Regions from separate parts of the Mus musculus genome. Here regions 1, 2, 3 and 4 are each linked to region 5. A link is a loop called in an ENCODE intact Hi-C map of the cell type or tissue named here. Cell type or tissue: heart. All regions are shown on one strand.

Region 1 (5,000 bases), 56 kb after region 5:
GAAAGAACGAGCACTCTGAATACTTAGAAGGCGATGGGCTCGGGCAGGGGACTTTGGGCCACAGAATAGGTGAAGAAACTAAAGTCTCGTGCGCTTTGTCACCCAAATAGTGGAACCCATTATGCTAGCAACCCACGGAGAGACCCGGGCTCGCAGTCCCTCAGAGACAGAGTCAGAGTTTCTGACCCGCTAAGGAATGTGCAGCCCCTGGGGAACTGCCCACACATGTGAGCTGACTGCTACCAGACCAGTTGTTTATCATGGTTCCCCTGAAACTCTACTCATCCCTGAAGACCCTAAAAGCAAGTCACGTTCAGCTTCAGTTCATCTGCAAATGACTTCATTCAGATTTGAGATCAGATTTGAAAAACTGTGTGTGAAGATGTTTAGGGCATAGCAGATGCCAGCCGGCAGGCAGACACTTCTTGTGTTGGCTCCGATGTGCACTGGCTTCCTTCAGAAACTCTGAGGCCACCCCATACACTCAGTGCCCAGCAAAAGCTAAGCTGGTGCTGGACTTGAGGTGGGTCAGAATTAGTGTATGGCAGGGTGTGCAGAGAGCCTGACTCAAGACTCTTAGTTGAGCCCCATGTCAAAGACACCATTCCTGGTCTTGCTTGAGAAGTCTACCTGAACCAAAGTACCAAAACCTTTCATTGCAACGAAATATGTTTCTCTAAATAGGGTATTAAGAACCAAGCCATACTGTGCTAATAGTGAATTTTCATGTGAAGCAAGCAGATGTGACTCTTGCTTTCAAGACAGTCCCAATTTACCAGGGCAGGTGCCATCTGGCCCAGGAAATAGTAAGATAGATTTTGGTTAATGAGTCTTCCTAGAAATATTTTTGCTTTTTACTCGGTTTCTCTTGAGAAGTTAGTGACTTCGGTAGAGGCTGACACAGTATAGAGCAGATGTTGGTTGCTAGATGGACCACAGGTTTAAGAAACCTTCAGAATGGAAAAACAGGGGCGAGTCTATGCAACTTGAAGGTGTTTGTAATGAATTACGAGTCACTGAAGTTTTCTTGTACTTAGCCTAAGTGAGATTACGAAAAAGCCACTCAAAGCACCTAGCCTGGTGAGGAATGCAGACCTAGGGACCGAGTTTCAATGTAACTACTGGGTGTACACGCTATCTGTTTCTTCCCAAATGCCACCGCATTGCTCTGCTTATGCACACAATGACATCATGTGCTTCGGCTATTCAATACCTTGCTTGGATTATTTGTAACTTCCACTTACTGGATGACTGCTATGTGCCAGGCACCAAGATGAGTATTTCACATGAGTCAGTCAGTTCCATTTGATCTCCACAGCTCAGTGGACACAGTGATTGTTTCAATCCTACAGAAAATCGAGGCCCGTGGAAGTCAAGTCACTCATCTAAGCTGAGGACAGGAAGTCGGGGTGGGACAGGAACCAGCGCGGGCATGGTTCTCCAACCCACACATGCCTTCTTGCCTACCAACAGAATGACGACAGGAGAACGTTCCAAGGAAAACATCAGGGACAGCACCGATACAAAAAAAAACATTTCCTTTTAAAACCAATACACTAGGGATTAAACATCCCATGAGCACGATCCGGAAGACACTGCCTTAGCATCAGACAGCTCTGGGCTTTTCCACTGGCAATGGCATCAGGGGCCAATGCTTTAAATATTCAGGCGAGACAGTCACTATTTCAATGGTTATACCTTGATTTGATAAGCTATGGCATTTTACTTCCTCATCAGGGGCCCCTTGTCTGACCTTATCAGATTCAATCTGAAATGGCCTCTTTCAGGTAATTGTTTTGTTTTTTGGACACTGTCAATATGGTGAACATGGTGGGCTATCTTATGGTGGGGATAGGTTTGCCACAATGGTTACATGACAGAGGCTGTTTAAGTCACAGAATCTCTCTCTCTCTCTCTCTCTCTCTCTCTCTCTCTCTCTCTCCCCTCTGTATGCAAATTCAAGCAACAGTATCTTGTACAGCCCAGGAGCACGTAACAAATATCCAGTGCCCTTTCTGGAGCAGCACTCAGTGTGGTTTCCCCTCTGTCTGTCCTGGATTCTGGTTATAAAAAAGGTGACAACTGTTCAAGCCTTCCATGTTTATGCCAGCTAGGCTGAATTCAACTGTCTAAACTTGACCATCTCCTGTCTTTTCAAGATAAGAATAAAAGCTTAACAAGCTGTGACCCTTGGAGCCGGCTTTTACTACTTGAGCTGTTCTAATTACAAAATAAAGTTCGCCAATGGCTTTGGCAGCCACAGTGCCTTTTGCCTCTTTCTGGATTCAACCTACAGTCCCAGGAGTCACTCATATGGACCCAGAGGCCCGCTGACTCCGAGGAGTGCTGTACATATGAGCCTCTGCAGAGGAAGTGTCTCCGGGCTGCTTCCTGTTTCCTCCACGGAAGGATACAGAACCCCAAACCCACTGTCACCTGCGTTCCAGTTTCGGTTTCTGCCTCAGAGGCAACCTTCTCGGACGGACACTTTGGGTTCTAATTCTGTTGTGGTGGTCATGGTGTGGGAGTCACTTCCTGAGAGGAAGCCAGGCGGCTTTAGAAATTGCATCAGTTCTTTTAAATCTCCTGCTACACTACAGAGTCCAGGAAAGTAATTTACTCTGGGATCCTGGTAGCCAGGAAGCTAAAAGGTGTTGTGGCTTTAAGAAATCCCCGTTTATATCAGTTCAGCACAGTACTACTCTGGGACCACTTTTCCTTCCATAGGTATTGAAATGCTGGCACACACACTCACAGTATTGTTCTTAACTCTTGGCTTCATTCGCCAACAGGGCCTATTTCCTCTGGGACATGCGTTCAGAGCAACATGGAGGCTTACATTTAGTGGGTGTGCCAAAGGACTGGCTCACTTCAGGGTGGGGACTAAGCTTGAAATTTGAAGTGTGTGTATGTAGCTTAGCATTTGTCTGTGTATGCACATGTGTGTGTGTGTGCACTGTGTGCATGTGTGTCCCCAACTTATATTTTGCTGTGGTTTCTCTTACTGAACATAGAACTGCCAGACTTGCTGGCTAGCAAGCTCGAGGGTCTGTCTGTGTCTCTCCTCTTTCACTGCTAGGGTTACAGATGTATGCTGCCACAACTGGCTCTTTACATGGGTACAGGCAATATCAGTGTACACTTCCCATAATGCATTACAATTCCTCTTCCTAACCCAGAAAGGAGTAAGGCACACTTTCTGATAAAGACACTAAATATCCCTGGCCTGTACTATAATTTTTCTTTATCAACTTCAGTTGGGCAAATGAGTGTCATGTTTGGAGTGTCATGTTTGTCACACATACAATGTGAGCAGCCCACTTGAGAAACTAACGTAATTATCCCCCCCCCTTTTTTAAATGTAAAGGAAAGACTTAAAAAGAAACTTTAAGAAGCTAGAATTTAAGTAAACAACCAACAGGTCAGTAGGTGCAGGCTCTGAGCACTCTGGCTAAAGGGACAGAGCAGACTCCAAGAGCGTGAAGAGGGAGCTCAAGTGGACTTGTGTGCATGCAAGTCCTGATCAATTTCAATGAGGAAAACCAGCCAATCTTAATGATTTTCATATAAAAAAAGAGACAGACATTATCATGTAGTATGGCTGCCATAAGCCAGTGGCCATCAAAGTCCTTTCTTCAAAACCCAGTTCTATTTCAGTTCATCTATTTCTCCGGATGTGAAGTCTAACTCTATTATAAAGATCAAAAGAGACTTCCAGTTTCTTCAGCATAGTGCAATAAAATGGTTGCTTCAAATCAACAGAAGAATTATACATGTTCCCGAGTTCCACGAGCAGAAGTCTGACCAGCTGGTTGGCAGTGACTTTTGGGTGATCCCTATTGCATGCAAAGAGGACACGATTTCTCAGAGAATGTAATTCTTGTTCTATTATCTACTGTGTGTTGGTTGGGCACTTCAATGATTAAGTTCAAAGAAGTTGTTCATTTTAACTTTAAATGAAGTGTTGTTTTATAGCTATGCCTACTATTTCACAGTAAGGTGTGTGTGTGTGTGTGTGTGTGTATGTCTGAGTGCGCATGGAGATTATACAACAAAGTAATTTTGGAAATGAATAAACATATTCTAAATGGCAGGCAGAAACGATGCAAGATCAAAGTAGCTCCAAAAAGGAAGAAAAAGACATACAGCTTTCTTTAGGATGTCAGAGTATTGCATCTTGTTAGAAAAATCTAACTAGCAGGATGTCCTACTCTCTACCCTTACAGGAGATGTTTCATACTGTGAGCCATTCTCTGCCAGCATCGTCCAGGGGGCCTTACCAAGTGGCTCCTTCTGGGAAAAAGTCTCCACCCACCCCTTATCACTGGCAGGTAGAAAAATCAGGTTTGGTCTCTTGTACAGAAATAAACAGGAAAGGGCAGATGCTGCTGCGCTCTGAGACCCCAGTGCCAGCCTCCAGCCCTCAGCCTTCCTCTTTAATATGAAGCCATCCTTTGGCAAGGGGTTCAGACAGATGCTATGTCCCAGCGGTCCTCCCTGAGTCAACTGCAAACATAAGAATCTCTGTTCACAATGTTGAAAAGGATGCTAAAGGGAGAAACAAAAACTGTGCATGGAAGACGCAGACGGAGATGTTTCTAGTGTGCAGGGCAGGACCCGAGCAAACTGAAATCAAACACTGTTTATTTTTGGTGCGGTAACTTTAGACCAGTTCCAAAGTTAGTACAGTAGATGACAACCGGAATGTTTTCCTCTGCGCACCCTCTAAACAATACGCAGGGCCCATTCTGCTTCTGCTGCCTTTCCATCACCTCTTGTTCCCTTCTTTTCGCTTAAGCAATTTTAATACTCGTTCTCACAGTGATGGTGACAGTCTGGGGCCCCCCCCCCGCTGTGACTGGCAACCATGAAAGGAGGCGAAGGGAGGCATGGGGCTTCCCTAGGACAGCGTGCCCTCCACACAGGGTCACAGTGAATACCACACAAGTAGCTCGTGAACTCCTCACGTGACACTAGCTTCTGAAACCCAACGTCAGGGT
Region 2 (5,000 bases), 210 kb after region 5:
TTCATAATGCCTGCACTCTGTCTCCCCAAACTCCTCAAGCAGATGGCTGGATAGGAACCAAGCCATGGAGAGCAGAAGCCTGTACCGAATCTCCTGCTAGCTCCTGTACATGGATGCAAGGTCCAGAGTTTGGGGACTGTTCACTTTTCTTCGTAAATGAACCTGCCTGAGGCAGGTCAAGATGCTTACTGTCAAGCCTGCCACCCTGCCACCCTGAGTTCAGTCCTCAGTACCCATAGGGTGGAAGAAGAAAACCAACTTCCAAATGCCCTCCGACATCCACAAGCACAAACACTGGCACATTGCACACACATGCACACTCACACACGTATTCTCTTTCTCTCTCTCTCTCTTTCTCTCTCTCTCTCTCTCTCTCACACACACACACACACACACACACACAGAGGCTCTCACAAAGGCATGCATACAGACAATCTTACATTCACACACACAAACACTATTTCTCACACACTTTCACACTCATACGTGCACACACACTTGCTCACATACACACACTCTCACATTCACACACACAGACATGTCTCATACACACTCACATACACACACACTTTCACATTCATATAGGCACATACTCTCACACACACACACTGGCATTCACACACACACCAATATTATCTCACATACTCACACACACACACTCACACACTTTCACATGTATACTCTCATACACAGTAACTCACATACACACACATGACTCATTCATATTCATACACACTCATTCTCATACACACTTCCTCACACATTCTCATACATACGCAAACACGCTCTCTAACTCACACACACACACACACACACACACACACACACACACACACACAAGCTTGCCCACACAAACACTAAAAATGTTTTATAAATGAATGGGACTTCTGCTTACTTAATTGTATCCCCAACACACTGCTTACAAAGTTTCCTAGTCTCTACCCACATGTTACCAGCAGCGCATGTCCTGGTGCCTGGTGTTCTTGCCTTTCTCCCCTACAGTCCGCAGCTCATCTGTCCTTTGCCAAGTGTTTTATGTGACAAGACTCCTTAACAGCAGCGAGAATTCTATAAGCCTGACAGCGCAAATGAAGGTCATTTTGCCCTGTCATTTGTGTATGTGCAGTGAATAGTCGGTCCTGTGTGTTTTGTCAATATTTACTCTGAGGAGGAATTAATTACTTCCTTGTTTACTTGAATTAAGTTTCTCTTCCCATACTCTGCTAACATCTTTTAGACGCCCTCTGCTCGCCTCTCTCTCTGGTATCAAAGCGTGGACCTTACCTAAAGACTTCTGAAAGTGAAAATGAACTCCATTCATGACTCAAAAACATAGTCTGGAAGCCTGGGTTTGAGATGTTGCCCTAACTTCAGTACAAAAGTATTAGTCTTTCCCCACCTCTCCTTTATTTAATTTGTAAAAATCCATAGACTTTAAACTTCGGGTCCTCCCACTGAACAAAGAGGACAGCGTTCATGCAGTGTGTACCCTGCTGGATGTTTTGATATGTCTACCTGGTCCTGGGTGTCTGCTCCCTGGGCTCACCTCCCACCTCCCACTCTCCCCAAGCGGGCACCTTCTGCTATTGACTATCCCAGAAGACAAATAACGAAACTGTAACTTCCCGGGGGCAGTTTAGAACACCGAACCTTTCTCTCTGCTCTAAGTTCTCACCACACAATCTTAAGTTCTCTGTGCTGTCCTGTAAACCGCCACGGAAGGGAAGCTAAAGCAATGGGGAAAACCGAGTTGTGGCAGTAGTTTTGAAGTCTTGGTGCACATCTGCTGTCACGGACACCTGACTCTAATGTCGCACTGTCCTCAGGACAAAGCTCAACAGTGTCCTCTCCATTCTTAAGCACTGTCCCAACAACGGCAGACTCAAGCTAGCAACTTTATCACCCTAAGACAAACAGCTACTGGTGCTCTTCCCCCTGCCCATCCTAAGGAAAGCATGAAGCCTAAGGCCTCTTTCCAAATGTAGTCCTTACTGCCCAATCAACATATTCTTTCTCCACAATCTCACTTCATTAGTTTTTAAAGCTCAGATCCCTTAAAGAGATCTCCCATACAGACTTCTTCCGAGTAGAAGGCCAAACTTGTAATTTTTTGGAATTGTAGGCGATTTCCCTGGAGACAGAAAAAGCAGTCCGGCTAAGATTCTGCAAAGGCCAACAGGAAGGTTCACAAGATGCAGGGAAGCAGGAAAGGGCACTGCTGCCTCCAAAGGGCCAGGAGGCACTGTTCAAGACTGAGAAACGACAGAGAGCTGGTGAACTGGCTCCATTCTCCATCCTTCAAGTATGCATAGTCACTAACGGCCTCAATACAGGGGAGACACCCTAGTGAGCACGCCACTTGATTCACAATTCCAGTTGTTTAGAAATTAATTTTTTTCCTTCAGGGTTCTTCTTGTGGGTTAGGATTGTTGATCTATTTTTAGGGATCACTGTGCCATAAAAACCTGAAACAAAAAGACTAAATTTGGGCTCCATTCTGATCCAACTCATTCTGTGAACTGTGTTTAAAACACCACCACCCCCTTGCCCCAAGACAGTCAGTATGGAAATAACAAACCTGTCTGCAAGTTGGCAAACAGTAATATAAATCTGCACTTAAGTCGCATCTTCAAAAGCAGGCGGATTAGTCCTATTTTATACCATGATACTATGTTTTCTCAGGGTAGCAAACTAAATAAGCTTTCAAAAGAGTTTTCATTAACAGATACAACCAGTAGGGGTCATTTCAGCGCAAAAAATGCAGCGCAAGAGACTTTCTACATGAATAAAATATATCCATCCCTATTCATGTGTTATGATAACAATACACACGAATTTCTGAATAAAAATGGAAACTGAGGGAAGCACTGGCCATTGAGAAATTTTATGCAAAGTTACAGAAAAAAAAAAAAGAAAGAAAGAAAATCTGGGGGGGTACCTTCTAGAAATCGGTGACTCTTGAAGATTCCTCTAGTGCTGCAAAGGGTTGTCAGCTAACTTACGTGGTCCATGCATTTTACAGTAACGTGAAGATATCTGACATTTTAGACCGCTGAAGAAAGACCTCTCCAAATGTAAGCATTACATCATGCCAAAAATTGTTGTCCTTTTTTTCTTAGTCTCGTGGCTTTAAGATTTTTACTGCTGCTTTTGGTGAAGGAAGGAAGAAGGAAGAGAGGAAGGGAAAGAGTCAAGGAAGGAATTAAGGAAGGAAGGAAGGAGGAAGGACGGAGGGGAGGAGGGAGGGAGAGGAGAAGGGAGGGAAGGAGGGAGGGGGGAGCGGGATGTGCCCATAGCATTCAGCTGAAAACAGGCCTGCTAACTGAAATGTGTTTCCAGAAAGCACTAATTGAAATACACTCATGTCAAGAAACACTTCCAAGCATTTTCAAGGCCAACACTTTGTGCACCTGGTGTTACCAGGAGAAAGGCAGGCATGAGGGATGCATCATTTCAGAGGAATGACAGGCTCCCTAACAAAGTGCCAAAATCATGCTGTACTGTGACATGGGGCGTTGCTGCCAAAACACTTGATTACTGTAAATGTTCCCCCAAGCATTCCCTTCACCAGGAACACATGAAAAAACAAACAAGGGTCACCCTCTCCTGAGCCTCCCAAAGCCCTTCTCACTGCCCCGCAGTTTCTACTGCATTTAACCATGTCCCTCCCAGTTCTTTACGAATCTATAGGAGTCTGAGGCAAGTTAGGCGCTCCACATGGCAGGTTACAGAGAAGCATCTTTCAGCCTAAGTTATTCAGAATGCCTTAAGTCAAAGCATGTGAAAGTCTATCAGTCTGTCTGATGATCATTTTCCCTGAGCTGAGAAAAAAACCCACGTTGTTGTCAAAGGAGACCAGGAGGGCCTTTTTTCTGTGTCAGGAAAATTAGGTCCTGCAGGCTCTATGCTAAAGGAGCATATCCTCACCCCACCCCCACCCCACCCCCCTGTCCCCCCAGTGCCGCCATCCCCCCTGCACACTCATTACTGCCCACTAGCTTCCAAACCAGGAAGGCTTCCCCGATTATTCCACAACTGTCCAAAACCTTAAAACCACACGCAAAAATAAATGCATGTGTGTTTAAAGAGTTACCACAGTACTGAAGCCATTTAATACAGCCACCTTTGTCCTTTCCAGCATCTCAGTTCGACACACATCACACACACACACACACACACACACACACACACACACACACACACACACGAGGATACTTCAGGATACACCAGTGTCCTGTCCCAGGGGCTGGTTAACAGCAGTAAAGGCAGAGAGCAGTTGTCTTTTCTTACAAGTGAGCCCTAATCCCTGGCAAGATACCGGGAACAGCATCGAGGAGCCCAAATGTTTGATCTCTAGGAAGACAAGGACCCCACTTTTAACAGACAATCCAGTCCATTGTCAAAATAAAAGAACTCACTATTTCTCTCTAGACCTCAGACCTAATCGGGCACCTTGAGGCAGAAGTAGAGCCATGTGCTGATGGAGGCCCACCGGGTCCAACAGTGCTTCCGAAACAGGGAGGCGCCACTATCAACGCCCCCGCCCTCAGTACATCTACACACAGCGGTGCATGATGCGCCACGGTGAAGCGAGCAGAGCAGAATCTGCTGTCAAACAAACAAAAAGACAACAGCACCAGCTCTAGAAACACGCAGAGGTTGGCTCTTGAAAGGAAACCTCTTGTAGTGAACCATAACTTTTTAATCCAGGTGCAGCCCCCACCCACCCCCTTCAGCCATCCAGAAGAGTAAGCCTTTGACCGTTTCCAATAGGCAAATAAATGAGTAATCGCCATGTGCAACTTCGCCTGGACTGACATACTCCGGAGCTGAAACTGATTTATTACGCGAAGGAGGAAGAAGGAGGTGAAGGAAGAGCGCAAAGAAAAAATAGTAAGAGTCACATAGGGAGTGCAGGCTGGAGCACAGGTCTACTCCGCTATCAGAAGCCGGCTGCGCGGACTGCGTACGCCCTCGGTGCCACACTGCGCTATGCGGGC
Region 3 (5,000 bases), 170 kb after region 5:
CAAATCAACTTGTATCTGCCTCAGCGGGCCCTGGTTCTCCAGGGATTCCAACACTCACATAATCATGCCTGAAACAGTAGATGCTCCTGGGAGAAAACTTAAAGATTTTGTGAATAATTTTAGAGAGAAGCCAAGCAAATTGGGATATGAATTTTGCTGATGTCCCTAGGGAAGAATAACAATCATTCTTCAAAGATCGGGGGGGGGGGGGGTACCTGGGTTCCCTTACCTTCCAAACACCATCCACACAGGAAGAAAGGGTTGCAAAAACTTCTCTACCTTGATACAGTTCAGCAGATTCCAAAGGCTCACTTTAACCCTCCATCCCTCCTCATATGGGAAAGGGTACCCACGACTCAAGGTAGAAAGCTGGTGATCATTTCCAAATCCATCTCCTAACCTGACCCCCAGGACTCCAGCAGAGTATTTCCAGGACACAAGGATCCACACCCTTCTCTCTGCCTCTTCCATCAACACCCTGGTCTGGCCACCAGGATTCTCCTTCAGTGTTGAAAAGAATTCCCCCAATAATCCTGCAGCCCCCAGGGAAAATCAGCTTTTTTTCAGAGTGGCCAGAGTTGATTTCATAAATAGCACTTCCTTCTATCACAGCTGAAGCTTAAAGCACTGTTACAGATTCCTAGTGCATTGTGGGTAAAAATCAAAAGTTATTACTTTACAGTCTGTGTGACGGAGTTCTTTCCTAACCTCTCCTGCCACCCAATTCTTGTGACTCCCATGTTAGGCGATTTTCTCCCACAGTAAGATCACTTACAGGTGTCTCTCCGGGCTTGTTATTTATTTATTGTTTAGTATAATTGCTGCTATGATTAATTTTTAACTTTGGCTTTGTTTTGCTTTATTGAGAAAGGATCTCGCTATTACAGTCTTAGTTGGCCTGAATCTTGCGATTTGAACCAGGCTAGCCTCAAACTCATAGAAATCCACTGGCCTTCCAAGCTCTGGAATTAAAGATGTGCACCACTGCGCCTGGCACAGATTTTCGTTTGTATGTTTTGTTTTATAAGATTTACGTTTGAGGATATGTATATGTTTATGTAGATTTATATGATGTATATGTATATGTATATGTATATGTATATGTATATGTATATGTATATGTATATGTGTGGGCATGTGCACAGGTATCTGAGACCCTTGGATCTGGAGTCAGGTAGTTGTGAGCTACTCAATGTGGGTGCCTGGAGGACCTCTGACAAGAGCAGAAGTATTCCTCATGGCAGAGCTGTCTCTCTCCATCCCCTCCTCTAGGCTCGTGGGCCAGGTAACACCTTTCTCCCTTTAGTCCAACTCACAAAGCCATCTCTGCAGATACAGCTTTCTCTGAGTATCCTGTCTCCGTCTCAGAACCCTGGGAATCAGCTCCCACTCTATGATTCTGCTCATGCTCCATGCAACCACAGGACTGGGAGGGACACTGCCTTGCCCACCTTGTTCATCTTGAGCTGTGTGGCACACAGCAAGTCTGCAACAGGTATCAGTGAGTGAGTGAGTGAGTGAGTGAGTGAGTGAGTGAGTGAATGAACACACTGGGGAATGAATGAATGAATGAATGAATGAAGAGCAGATGAATGAAAAAATGAACACACTGGGGACTATGACTTCAGACAAAAGCTTTTCTGAGTCAGTTACCTTTGGAAAACAACTTTCAAGGGCTACTTTTCAGAATCTTGCTCGTAAGCATCCATGCACACGTTACTTCCCCTAAGTCCTCTATGTCAGCACATCACAAACCAATGAAACACTACGGACATGGAAAGCATGAAAATGCTCTACCAAAGGAAGGTCCCACAAAAGCCATCTAGGTCAGAGATGCCGTGTTACGCTATTCAACGTCGAAGAAAACATCACACACACACACAAATCCCCAAGGTGCGAAGCTGGGAATTCAGGATAATGCACACATACTTCCAATTATTTGTTTTGAATTTTTTACTAATGGAAAGAGAATCGGGTCTCACTGGTCTATCTCAAAGGCTTAAGTGACCTTTTACTAAGGATAAAGGACAGACTGGCTGAAATTCTAAGGGAGCTGAAAGGAAACACTGCCTGTCTGAATACACACACTTTACAAGGACTTCAATGGAAACCAACTTATTTTCTCAACTACAGAAAAAAAAAAAGAGCCCTTGAAGAAATAATCTTCAAACAGCTGGAAATCCAAGGGAGTATCCAAAAACCACATGAAATGGAATAACCCGGTCACACCTGACAAAGATTCAACAGGTCCAAACATAAGACAGCATTCACCCTATCCCGCACTGGCTCCACGTAGGTGTATTTAGACACACACACCTAGGTATCTAATTTTGTCTGAAGTTTGGGTTTGTGTGGGCTCCTGTTGGTTGGTTTTTCGGTTCTAGACTTCCTTGAAACAGCAAAGCCATTCAATCAGGCCCTGCCACCCAGCACTGGGCAGGGACGTTGCTTTTGGCCCCGTGACTGCCCTGTCCTTTCCAACTTGTTTGAAAAACCTGTGTTGACTGTACTGTGTGGAAAAAAAAATGAAAAGGAAAGAAAAGCCCTGCTGTTGTAATGGTGCCAAAAGGATACAGAAACAAACGCAGATGCTAGAATTTAAGGCATTTCCTCTGCTCTGGGACTATGTCCGTTAACTGAAGGTCAAAAGCACATTAAAGGGCCCCGGGATCTTAAAGCCTTGGGTAGATTTTTTTTTTTTTTTTTGGTCATCCTCTCTTTTTATTAGGTATGCTGGCGACACACATTTAACTGACATTTAACACACTAGAGTTTATTCAGCAGCATATACGGAAAATCCGAACATTACTTCCAAGCTCAGCTTATTTAAAATCCTAGTGCTTTTTTTCTTAACTGATAGTCCAAGTCCCTTTAAAGTGCCAGTGGGCGAAGGAAGTCATTCTTGTGCCCAATTCACATTTACTGCCTCCTTATGCTGCAGTGTGTCTACGCATTGTGATTTCTAACACTTTGGGAACATTCTCTCACTTTTTTTTTATTTTTATCATGCATCAGATGATAGTAAATAACACACGCTGTATCCACTGTCTTGCTCTTTGTAGCAAATCAGCCATGATCATAAACAAATGGTCATGGAGGGAGCGAGTCACGCCATTTGCTGCTATGAGTTGTAATGGATTTTTCGGAAACAAATCTGAAACAGAAGGAACTTTGGAGGAGAGGAGTGGCCAAAAAAAAATAATAATAAAAGAAATCTTGCTGGGCTTGTTACTGGAGAACTGACAGTAAAAAGCATGAAGCATCGAAGTCCCCTCGGGATTTTGTATACAGCTCTAACATGCAGTGAAGACTTCAGTGCCATAAAATTCAGCAAAATCCTCCCACCACAAGAATGGCCAAATACAGGAGCTTCTCCAAGACAAAGTTTCACTTAGAGCAGTGGTCCTCAACTTCCCTAAGCTAGGGTCCTTTAACACAGTTCCTCATGCTGCGGTGACTCCCAACCATAGTCTTTATGGCCAGAGGTTAGAAGGGCATCCATAGCCATCAAAGAGGAGCAAGGCCTTCAGGAAACTTGTAACCAGGGACTGTAAGACCACAGGGGACTCCAGCCATAGTCTCATTACTACTTTGTAACTAATCTTGCTACTGCTAAGAATTGTAATATAGAGATCTATTTTCTGATGATGGTCTTAGTAGATTCCTTTGAAAGTCATTAGACGCCCCCCCCCCCCACACACACACAAAAGGGTTGTGACCCAGAGGGCTGAGAACCGCTGACACAGGGAGAGCTGAAATGGCCTTGACTCTGACAGTTGGAGACCTGACATCCCACGACAGCTTTACCTGTGCCTCCATTTTTTCCTCTCCATAGATAGAAAAATGAAGCAAGCAGTTTGTAAGTTAATAGTCACTCTTCTTCCATTCATCAGAATTCCAGAATGTTCTACATAACTCTGCTGAGAGTCCTCATGGTTACCAGTGGGTATGCCATCTGATCCTGACCCATGACACCTCTTGCCTATTCAGAGGAGACAAACTTTCTGACTTGTTGCTGTAGAAATGTCAACAGAAGGAAGACAGTATTCAACTTTATCTGTTGTGTTTCCTTTGCTTTGTTGGCATGTGGGAAGCTGATAGACAACATAGTTTAATAGCAAACTTGGGTGTGGTTGTCCCAGTGATAAGGGAAATGAAAGTGGAAGGAGGTTGAATAATATTTATTTGAAGAGTTATAGCTTGTTCTTTTCTCCCACAGATGTTTACAAAGCGTATAAAAATCACACCGGCTCTTAGAAAGAATGGCTGGAATGTCTGTATAGCCAGGGAATCCACGGCCATCAAAGAGGAGCAAAGCTTTCAGGAAACTTGTAACCAGGGACTGTAACACCATTACCAGCTTTGTTATATTTAACAGCACATATGTGGATGTGCACACACACACACAGCAGAACTAATGAGACAGACACGCTGATTGCCAAGTATTACCTATTAGTCATATATACACATATGATTACACATGTTAATCCTTGATGTAGAAAAACAAAACAAAACAAAAACAAAAACAAAAAACTTCCCAGAGGCATTTAGCAGACATGGGTCCAGTCAGAGAGGCATAAAGGAACATGCAGATAACATTTTTGAGTCACACATCATGCTAAGATATATAACAAGACCACAGCCTAATTCCATTTGCAACATTCCTGATGGACAGAGACAAGCTGGCTCTCAACAGGAAAGCATTTAGAAGATTCCAGTCTGATTAGCGAGCAGAGGGCCAACAGGTACTAAGAAAGTGTAAATCTTACTTTCTCTTCGGTAAAGCAGAGAGAAATATTGCTGTAAATGTCATGTGGGAAGTAGTTAGGCCGGTTAAAACCCTGACTGCTTACCAAGCCCTGGGATCAGACACAACCGAGAACCTAAGTTTCCGTTTCACACACCAGAGAATGGTGTAAGGTCCCTTGAGGTCAAAGCTCCTAGAATGACCAAAAAGAGACAGGTCAACACACACACACACACACACACATACACACACA
Region 4 (5,000 bases), 220 kb after region 5:
CTGACTGTGCCGTTTTGTTTTGTTTTTTCAGGCTCGCGAGCTAAAGAGGCGTGTTTCCCTTTTCTTCCTCCCATTTTTCTTTCCTAAAAGATTTATCACGAATGTATTAATAAAGAAGATGGGTGGTAATATATTCTTTGTGGCGAGACATGAAACAACTGGAGAGGAGCTGTGCACATGTGGAGGATTTCTCCTCAATGATTTCAGAGATTCTCCCAGTGATAGCTCTGATCCCTCATCAGGAGAGAACCAGTGGCCCCGTCGATGTTTTCTCCGTGCCCCCTTACAGGAGTATAAATAAAACAGCCCAAGGAGGGAGGGGGGAGTGATTTGAATCATTATGTAAAACCCGCCTGGTGTTGGAGCAGGTGTGAAGTGGGCTTGGCTGCCTGTGCATGGTCTTGCTGCAGATAGGTGGCAGCTAGTTAGATCAGGAGCATCATGACTAATGAGCCAAAAGTTAATGGCACCAGTACAAGGAGAAAGGACACAAAGATGCCTTTGGAATTTTGTTTGTGGGACAGATTCATATTTCTGCAGAATATTATGGTTTATCTGTGGTAGTCATCATCATCAACAACAACAACAAAAAAGCCAAAGCCACCAGTGTAATATTCCCCTCTCCATCCCATTAGAAAACTATATACATTTATACTGAAGAGAGGAAATGTCTCGTTAATTATACTGATTGTTGGGGAAGGAGGGCTTAGGGAACCGTCAATATTGGAAAGGGGAGAACACCCCATTTTCTTGGGGCTTATAAGCTGCTGTTGAGGTGACGATTCTCCAGGCATTTGTGACACATTTTACATGGCCCTCTCTAAAAGGTCCTCGTACCCTGAAGCCCTATAAAAGTAAAGGGTGAAGTCATTTACAACTTGCTAGGTTTTCTTTTAGCAAAACCAAATATTGAAACACATAATAAATGTTCGTGTCTTGTTGCCCAACGAGGCACTAGTACTTCATAGTGGGATTTGCCAACAAACTGTCATCACTGGACCTTGTTAAAACATCCCTTCCAACCCCTGCAGAGGTTATCTGAACTTCTGTTCGAATGCAAGAATAAAGACTTTATTAAAAACATAAGCAGATAATGTTGTTAGACTCGGGAAAAGTCAAGGTCAGGAGAGAGAGAAGAGGCAGAAGTGCAAAGACAACACAGCTTGAGAGAGTGACCTCACCCTGTCTAAAGCACCATTCTTTGTGCTTTTTCCTTTTAGGGCAATACATTAAGAATTGGGAAATACCACAGATCTGGGAATAGACAAGCAACAAGATGGAGGCCTCTACCCATCCTTCTTGAGACTTTATAGTTAGAAAAACTTAGATAAATAAGTACAAGGTAAGAAAAATTAACAGGCTTAGAAAATACTAGCTCAAGAGAATGTAGACTCTATGTTTGCCATAGAGTTAAGTCATAGAAGAAAATAGGAATCTTGAGTACAGTAATTAGTGGCAAGGCTCTACCCGATTCTCCGAGACCCGTACGTGACCCGTACGTGAGCTAGGAGCTCAGTTAAAACATTTCTTTTCAGGAATCCAGCAAGATGTGAGGTGCCCACGAGCTGAGGCAATGCTAATCCATAAGGGATCCTGCTGTCTTTAAGGAAGGGGGTAGTTCAGCTTAGCATGATAGCTATTGGGTGCTGAGTGATAGAATAGGCTGGGAAAGGTTACATGGGCCCTAAAAGACACTTGAAAATGTAAGAATCAGAGCTTACATGAATGTGGTCTAATGTCTCTTTCTCTGAGCATATTCCCTTATTCTACAATAGTTCAAGTGCCTTTGGTTGTAGTGTTGATCTCCTTATAACACAACTATTAAGCAGCTCCAACCTCACTCAGTCAGCCCATTGGAGGGAGGCATGCTTAGGACAGGCATGAGTGGAAAAGGAGAGTTACATGCGAAAGGACACTTGGATATTTTCTCTGACCCATCGGGAGTCTTAGTAAACATCTCTAAACAAAGCAGATGACAGGCGTGTGGCTCAGTAACCTGAAGAAGTGGAGGGAGGACAGCAAAAGGAGGGAGACTTTCTGAAGGCCATCTGGAGGGAAGAGACAGTCCGCCCTCTATTGGCCACTGGGCAGGTTGGATCAGAGCGGGGATTCACTGTGAAAAGCAAAGTGCCAACTGGGGCCCAGCAACAGCAAGTGGGACAGGGAGTGCAGTAGACAGAAAGAATATGGGAGACTCGGAGCCTGATGCAGTGTCTCCCAAGCTTTCCTACTGGAGTCACATTCTCTGGGATGGTCACGCTGTTTATGTGTCCCTGAAGTGAAAAACAAAACAAAACAAAACAAAACAAAACAAGACAAGACAAAACAAAAACGAAGACATTATCTTTTGAGTAAGATGTATTATTAGAGTAGAGCGATACAAGGGACAAAAAAATCTTTTGTCTTATAAAAAAAAATGTTGCATCCATATCACAGGAAGCCATGACGACAACAACAGGAACGAATCCTTTTATCTGAGTCCTCCCGTCTCCCTAAGCCCTAGCAAGCTTTACTGTATAAGGATGCTCACCAAGTCTAGGATCAGATAATTTCAGAGGTAGAGATAAAGTCCTAGATTGAAGGCTCACTCACCTACTTTTCCACTCTAGATCTGATGTCTGGGCCATGCTGTCACCGTCCAGTACATCACGTTTAAGGGAGTCCTTGTCTTATCTGCTTTGCCAGTGAATAACAGCTGCTTCCGAGGCACTAACTGGGTAGCAAGACCTGTGCACCGAACACGACCTCTTTTGAAGGTTCTGCCAGAGCCTTGCTCTTTCTTTGTACCAGTTTAAACAGTTGCGTGTGCACTACAAAGCCGTTCTCTCCTCTGTAGAGTGGAGACAAGAACACCAACTTCCCAGAGAATACTATCAGGAAGTGCACATTCTCCTATGTTGCTTTTATTGGGAGAAGCTCACTGAATGCATTTCCAACTATTCAGCCTGAGATGGTGACTCATCCAGCCATGGCTCCAGGGACTGGAAATGTGGCCACAGGGGTGGAAAGGGAATAAAGCAGACAGACAGACACACACGAAAGCTGGGACCAGGCAGACTGCGCTCTCTGATGGAGTAGCTGCAGCTCCTTGGAAGCTTGGGCCGTAAATATGAGGGCTGCTTTGACATCCCTCTGAGCTTCATCTGGGTCTGAGGCCTTGGTCTTTGACATGGCTATGATCCATGTCAACAACACAACAGTCACTCAGGTCTTAACTCTCTCCCAACACGTGGGCATCCTACCTGTCTAATTTTTGTCACATGTAACCATAGGACACTTGTCTGCCTTTTGTTTGCTCCTTTGGCTTTTCTTGGGATGGCCTCTTAGATCTGCTTTGGCAGTCAGCATTAGTGTTGGGTTTCAGGTTTTTGTGACAGTTTCTCATCTTGAATGTATTTAAATGTCAGTAACTAATGATCATGGGAAAAGGAAGAGCTAACACTTTTTATTTTATGTGCATGGGTGCTTTTGCCTCCACGTGTGTCTGTCCATCTTTTGCGTGCTTGAATCCTCTAGAAGAGCAGCCATTGTCCTTAACCACAGAGCCACATCTCCAGCTCCATAGCTAACATTTCTAAAGCCAGTATGTTCAGCACTTCGTAGAGGTTGATTTCATTCGACCACACAATCCTCTAGCAGTCTAAAGCTGGGCCTCACATTCCTCTGGGGGAATGGCTTAAATTGTCTTCATCTTATAAGTGAGAAGTTTTCGTCTTGGAAGGCTGTGTTTATGGATATCAGGTTTGGGCTGCATACCTGTTTTGCCTGAAAAGCCTGTCTCTTTAACTGTTTCCTGAGGTTAATAGGGCATGACAAATGGCTTTCCCAGAAGTGGAGAACCAGAATAGACAGTTCCAAATATGACACCTGTCCAAGAGAGACAGGGATTGTCACACGGAATAAAGAACTTCAGGAAGAATCCGAGGGTCTCCTCCCTTGTCTATGCTCTTTCTTTCCCCAGAAGGCCCCCTCTGTCTTCCTATTGGTGCCACAGATTTAAAGATGCCACCTTCAGATGGCTCCATCTGCTGATTGACAGGCAAAGGTTTTGTTTTCTGTGTTCTGTGTTCTGTGTAAGTTCCAGGACAGGAACAGCACATGATGTTACACAGAGAGCATCCCTGTGTGTGTGTGTGTGTGTGTGTGTAACAAACAAACAAAAAAGAGTAACTTGGAGCTCACCAACCCATCTTGTTCAGGTCTTTCTAGGATGGTGGGCTATAGATAAACACCTCCCATCCTAGGCAGGAAAAGAGGAGAGAAAAAGACAAGGGGAGAAACACAGAACAATAAGAGAGGAGAAAGAGGGGGAGGCAGGAGAGTAGAAAAGATGAGGAACAGAAGCGGAAGGAAGAAAGTAAGAAAAAGAAACACCATTGGCTTATAATAATGGGCCGTATTTTTATACATCTGTGAAGGCTTCTTTGTCTATATATGTGAAGTATCAAATAAGATATACACTCTAGTTCATAATTGCTTCATTGCTCATACTGGTCTTTAGAACCCATAACTCCATCTTCTTCCCGCTGAGGAGAGTGTGTGGGTTGCCTGTTTCACTGACGGTGTCTCAACACACCTTTAGGCTTTTGCTTGTTTGGCACACATTTTCACTGTCACAAATAAAGGTACGGTCACCATGACATTATCAAATATTTGTCTGATTACTCTCCTTGGTAAACTCCTAAAGTGGAATTATCTGTGGGTCAAAATTGATCCCATTTTGACATGCACTGGCATATGGCTTTCCAGAAAAATTTCATCCACACACATTCCCTCAATCTGTGAAGATTTACACCTTCTCAGTGTGAGGCCTATGCATTTAAGACTTCTCTCTGCTTATAGAGAAGCAAAGAATCTTATAGAATTCTCACCCCTTTTTAACTTTAAAATTCTTTTCACATCCATCATTACATTAAATTTTGTTTTTTTTCAATATCATGAGATTTCATCCATATCTCACCAAATAGTTCAATTTTTATCAATTACTAACTCATATAATG
Region 5 (5,000 bases):
GATTTTGGATCGTGTGTAGTCCACAGTCCAACATACAATACTTAACACATACTTATGGGGTAAAATGTAACTTGATAAATGCTTACAATTTGTGATAATCAAATCAGGGTAATTATCATTTCCAACCCCTTAAAAATAATGGTTTCTTTGTGTGTGGTCTGCTCAAAAGTCTTTTTAAAACAGGAAATCAAATCAAAAGAAGTCACCTTTTCCTTTTTGACAAGCAAACACATTTTTTTTCTCCTTAAATTCATGGGTCAATATAGATTTCTGTTCTTTCTGTTTTTATTTTTCTTCTCTGTTGGTTGTTGTTGTTGATTTGTGTGTCTCTGTCTTTTCATACTTACTAAATAAACTTCAGTGTATTTCTCCTCCACACCCACTGGTGTCCCCTCTGATGCCCTGTCTCCAGACCTCCCCTTTGTTCAACTAACTCAAGTATTTCGTAACTACTAAAAGAACCTCTTTCTGAGTTTTTCACTAGAAAATTTCCTTTATAGACCTTATCTGTTGCTTAATGAGCTTTTAGCATTTGCCAAGCATGATACTTTGACAAGTAGACTACACACACACACACACACACACACACACACACACATATATGTTCCCCGGTTCCATTGCTCCTCTGTTTTCCATCAGAAGGGAGCAGGCTTCCCAGGGATATCAACTGAAGATGCAAGAAGAGGCACAAACCTTCACATCAAGGCTGGATGAGGCATCCTAGTAGGAGGACAAGCATCTTAAGAGGAGGTAAAGGAGTCAGAGACACCACACCCCATTCCCACTGATGGGAGTCCTCCAAGAACCCCAGGCTACACAAGCACAGCCCATAAGCATGACCTAGCCCATAAGCATGACCTAACCTATAAGCATGACCTAGCCCATAAGCATGACCTAACCCATAAGCATGACCTAGCCCATAAGCATGACCTAGCACAGCTGCACACAGGCTCCATGCTTCAGGCTCGGTGAACACTCAGTATTTTCTTTCTTCGGTTCTGTATTTTCAGATTAATTATATGTTTAGGTGATTTACATGTTACATGATATACTTTTCCATTTTTTGATATGTAGGAATTTGACTGCACTGCACTGTACGGCTGAGATGTTGCCATTGTCAGCATTTGTGTGACACATTATTTAACGCATCCTAAAGCTGGTTTTCCATCTTCTCTAGTTTTGAATATAAGTGCTTGAAATTGTTTTTCTCAGATAACTTTTCTTTCTTTCAAAATTTAGTTTAAGTTAAAACTTTACAAAAATCTTTTCCCTCTCAGCTCCCCCGGCCCCTAAATTCATGGCCTAATTTTCTTTAACTACCACTGGCACATGTACAAACTAACCTTTCTTAATCTATCAAGTGAGGAAACTCCTTCACACATGATCATTTTCATAAAGGTCTCTAGGAGCTGGTAGGAAGTAAAATAGGTATAAAGTAGATAAGTTTGAGTGAAGCCAACGTACAAAATTAGGCTCTATGGAGTGATAAAGGAGGCCGGCTTCCTCCTCAGGGGGCCCCTGGTGATGGACTGTGTAAACCCGAAGCTGGTGCTTTGGTTCAAGCTAGAAGTTAGCTGAAGGGAGCAGCCTGTCAGGAAGGAGAAGAAGTGCTGACAGGACATACTGAGTGAAGGGGCGAGGGAACAGAAACTTGAAACTGGGTAGTTTCTAAGAAAGGCTGAGTCAAAGAGTCTAGAGAAAGGCTGGGTGGAAGAGCATGGTACCACAACATGGCAGAAATGGGTCTCCTGTTGAATGTCTTCTTACATTCTACCACTTAACACTTCCTTTTACCCAAGGAGGGGCAGGTATTGTTTGCAAGGAAATTCATTGGGCATTTTGTATTTAATTATATATAAAACGAGCTCACTGGATTGAGTTGCCCAATAAATTTTTATACAATTCCTGAGTAGACACTATATATGTATATATATATATATATACATATATATTCCCTTTTAAAATGTACTTTTCTCTCATACAATCCCTTTGACTGCAGTTCCCCCTCCCTCAACTCCTCCCAGTTACCCCCTTCCCCCTCTTCCCCAGCTGCATTGCTCCTCTGTTTTATAACATTTTATAATATATTATTGAAAGATGTTTCACCCACCTGAATGACACATTTGAAGGAATAATGATTCTGTCTATTATTGGGCATTTACTGCATCTGCCTACTTTCCTTGATTTTTGTTGTAGTTAAATGCATGTGATAAAACTATAATCCTAGCCATCTTCAGGGTACAGTGTATATGGCATACAACAATCACTGCTCTTTACCTTCATGGATAATTTTATTTTGCAAATAAACAAACAAATAAGAAGCTAGGTCTATGAAAAGAAAGCTTTCCATACCTCAGCCATGCTTTTACAAGATTTAATTTTCATTAAATTTTAAAGGTCGGGCTACAGTAATGAAGAAGTGACCATGCATAGCAAGCAGGTGAGTATTTATTGTTGAGGCATTTTCTAAGTACTTTGAGCATATTCACTCACATAATTATTAGCAAGCATGCGTTTTGCACATGGGAGAGATGTATTTGTGGAATGGATTTTGGTACCAAGCAAACATTTCCCAGTAAATCTTGTCAATCTAGATGGAGTGTTAGAAATGTTCCTATGGGGCAAAAATCTGACAGTAAGTAGGTTTAAAGAAGTCTTCCTTTTAGCCACTTTTAGACAGGGACACTGAGGGAAGTTGTTTCTAAATGCTCAAGAACATCGGAAGTGACTCAACTCGGTTAAGGTCTTCCAGAAGACTCAGGAAGGGAAGACTTTAAAGTCAGCTTGGGTCTCCGCTCAACCAAGAGCTGGAGGACAAGGGGCGTGGCCTCAAGTGGGCGGGCACCGTTGGGGCGTGGCCTGGAAGCGACAGGGCGTGGCTGTCTGACCGGGGCGGGGCGCCGGCAGCGGGCGCGATGGCGGCTGACGGGGACTGGCAGGATTTCTATGAGTTCCAGGAGCCGGCCGGGAGTGTCCAGGAACAGGAGAACTGTAACGCGAGCCCGGAGGCTGGCGCGGGGGCACACGCGGGCGGCGACAGCTTCCCGGCGCTGGCTTCCAGCCTGGAGGAGAAGCTGAGCCTGTGCTTCCGCCCCACGTCGGAGGCCGAGCCCCCACGGGCGGCCGTGCGGCCCATCACGGAGTGCAGCCTCCTGCAAGGGGACGAGTGAGTGCGGGCCCCGGAGCGGGCGGGCGGGCGGGAGCGGCCCCAACCTCGCCCTGCCCCCGCCGCAGCCGGGAGTCCCCACAGGCCCCGCCCCGCGCCCTCCTTCTTCCTCGGTCGCTCTGAGCCCCGCCCCGGGGCTGCCGGCCTGGCCCTGGAGTTTAAATGCCCGCTGTTGCCCTGCCTTCCTTCCCCTTGAACCCTCCTGCAGACCCCTGTGTGCTTCCTTGTGGAGACCCTGCCTCCTGGGGCACGTGTGGCTCAGTTCATTCATTCAACTCGCTTTTCTTAAAGCCCCTGTCATGGGGCCTGGCACTGGGGATGCCGAAGTGGGCATTGCTCCTCTCAAGTAGGACACAAAGTGGGATGGGACATAGGTTGGTTAAGCACATGTTTTCCGAGTGTAATGAGTACTTTGATAGGTATTTGTACCGGATACGGGAGATTTCAAAGGGGATGTCCGAATGAAGACTTTATAGCCGCTAACTGAATCCTTGATGGAGATCTGGGAGTTAGGCAGAGTGCAGAGGTGTGAGTTACCATTGAAGTTATAGAAGTCTCTTGGGCCCACAAGAACAAACTGTCACAGAGGCAAAAAGTAAATGGTAGCCCTTACTAATGATATCTAATAGTGTATCCAGAAGACCAGTGCACAGCAGCAATGGCTCCCGTTTTCTCTGTGATTAGCTTCAGTGTGATGACATTCACAGGGGTTGATGAAAGCGCTTTATTCAGACACTTTTAAACCCAATTATTGTTTGTTTACACGAGAGTTGTAATTATGTACCGCATCTTTTCGTGAAAATCTAGCCAAAAGAATGGTGCGAGCCAGTGAGCTCGAGTGTTTTGTTTGCAGGGTGAGTGGAGACCCTAAGAGTACTGGCCCTCTTGGAAGGTGATGGGTAGGACCCGTTTCCAGAACATTGGGAACACAATGGTGGCCGGAGACACTACATGTTAGTGAGGAGAATTGAAACAACAGCATTTTTTATTACATCTTAATAATTTTGTGTGAGTACTTGTGTGATTGTGGACGGGTAAAGCAAGCCTGTCAGACGCATCCTTGGAGTCAGACCACTTGTACAGTCAGCTTCTCTCTCTCTCTCTCTCTCTCTCTCTCTCTCTTTTTTTTTTTTTTTTTTTTTTACAGATCCCAGGTCTCCGGGGTCATTGGTCTTGCTTGATGCCCGGTATCTTTAGGCACCAAAACCATGGGAGGAATTCTTGAACTATGATAAGATTCATGGCATTAAAGAGTTTTAATTTCTCAAGGAATTAGGAAATTTACCAAGAGAGAGCAGAGAGAGAGGACCTATGCTAACATGGGTGACTAGCCATGTTCTCCTCAAGGGCAGTGGAGGTATAAGTGTATGGTGGGAGTTTAAATGCAGAGATAAGCATGCGGTGCACAGCAAAAGGTGACTTTTGTAGATTTTCCCCAAAGAGCAGATGGCTTCCTCTATGTAGATTTATAGACTTGAATTATTGAGACTTACTGCACATTCAGGATTTTTAAATTTATATTTATGAGTACTTTACTTAAAACAGATGAGTGAGTGTAGCTTGTACCAGGATTCTTAGAGAAGACCTATTTTGGGTTCAGCTGGACTTTCTGGAAAGTTTATTTTAGCCTGTGCTTCAGAGTTAGGTGGCTGTAAAATCTAAACTATTTTGTTGCTTTTCCTGTTTTGTGTCTTGCAGCCCATGCTGGCCTTGAACTTGCTTTGCAGTTCAGGCTGACCTTGAACTCCTGGTCTTCCTGCTGCCCTTCTTGTGCTAAAATTATATGCATAAGCTGCTAAGCCTGGTTTTATTTTATTACCCTTTTCCCTCCATT

The links. Hi-C counts contacts between places; a loop is a spot of excess contacts. Peaks named below come from ENCODE experiments on the same cell type or tissue, not always from the same donor. Only the 100,000 strongest peaks of a DNase experiment are listed, where the experiment ranks them.
Region 1: it touches region 5 in a loop (2.9-fold over the local background); 8 of 42 quality-filtered maps call a loop at or near these places.
Region 2: a loop joins it to region 5, with 3 times the contacts of the local background. A loop is called at or near these places in 2 of 42 quality-filtered maps.
Region 3: a loop joins it to region 5, with 2.1 times the contacts of the local background. A loop is called at or near these places in 2 of 42 quality-filtered maps.
Region 4: it touches region 5 in a loop (3-fold over the local background); 2 of 42 quality-filtered maps call a loop at or near these places.

Annotation. Positions count from the first base shown.
Region 1 is chr17:78,359,984-78,364,983 of GRCm38, reverse strand. All of the region lies in intron 13 of Crim1 (cysteine rich transmembrane BMP regulator 1 (chordin like)), which reads right to left. Among named protein-coding and RNA genes, the nearest start is that of Gm52306, 28 kb to the right of the region's middle. In heart, no CTCF peak of the experiment used is centred here; a DNase peak (open chromatin) is centred at 2,433; H3K27ac peaks cover 349 bases.
Region 2 is chr17:78,201,420-78,206,419 of GRCm38, reverse strand. All of the region lies in intron 1 of Crim1 (cysteine rich transmembrane BMP regulator 1 (chordin like)), which reads right to left. Among named protein-coding and RNA genes, the nearest start is that of Crim1, 3.7 kb to the right of the region's middle. In heart, CTCF peaks have their summits at 2,734 (motif pointing right) and 4,007; no DNase peak of the experiment used is centred here; H3K4me3 peaks cover 1,376 bases; H3K27ac peaks cover 718 bases; H3K27me3 peaks cover 574 bases.
Region 3 is chr17:78,248,269-78,253,268 of GRCm38, reverse strand. The region is part of intron 2 of Crim1 (cysteine rich transmembrane BMP regulator 1 (chordin like)); the gene reads right to left. Among named protein-coding and RNA genes, the nearest start is that of Gm41620, 31 kb to the left of the region's middle. In heart, no CTCF peak of the experiment used is centred here; a DNase peak (open chromatin) is centred at 2,468; H3K27ac peaks cover 233 bases.
Region 4 is chr17:78,194,383-78,199,382 of GRCm38, reverse strand. It overlaps Gm32282 (predicted gene, 32282), which reads left to right. Exons shown (of 2, transcript NR_168063.1): 2 at 32-133. Among named protein-coding and RNA genes, the nearest start is that of Gm32282, 3.1 kb to the left of the region's middle. In heart, CTCF peaks have their summits at 403 and 2,072 (motif pointing left); DNase peaks (open chromatin) are centred at 362 and 2,072; H3K4me3 peaks cover 172 bases; H3K27me3 peaks cover 1,531 bases.
Region 5 is chr17:78,415,999-78,420,998 of GRCm38, reverse strand. It overlaps Fez2 (fasciculation and elongation protein zeta 2 (zygin II)), which reads left to right and starts at 2,847. Exons shown (of 8, transcript NM_199448.3): 1 at 2,847-3,166. The coding sequence starts at 2,916. In heart, no CTCF peak of the experiment used is centred here; DNase peaks (open chromatin) are centred at 1,578, 2,868 and 3,238; H3K4me3 peaks cover 1,637 bases; H3K27ac peaks cover 1,182 bases.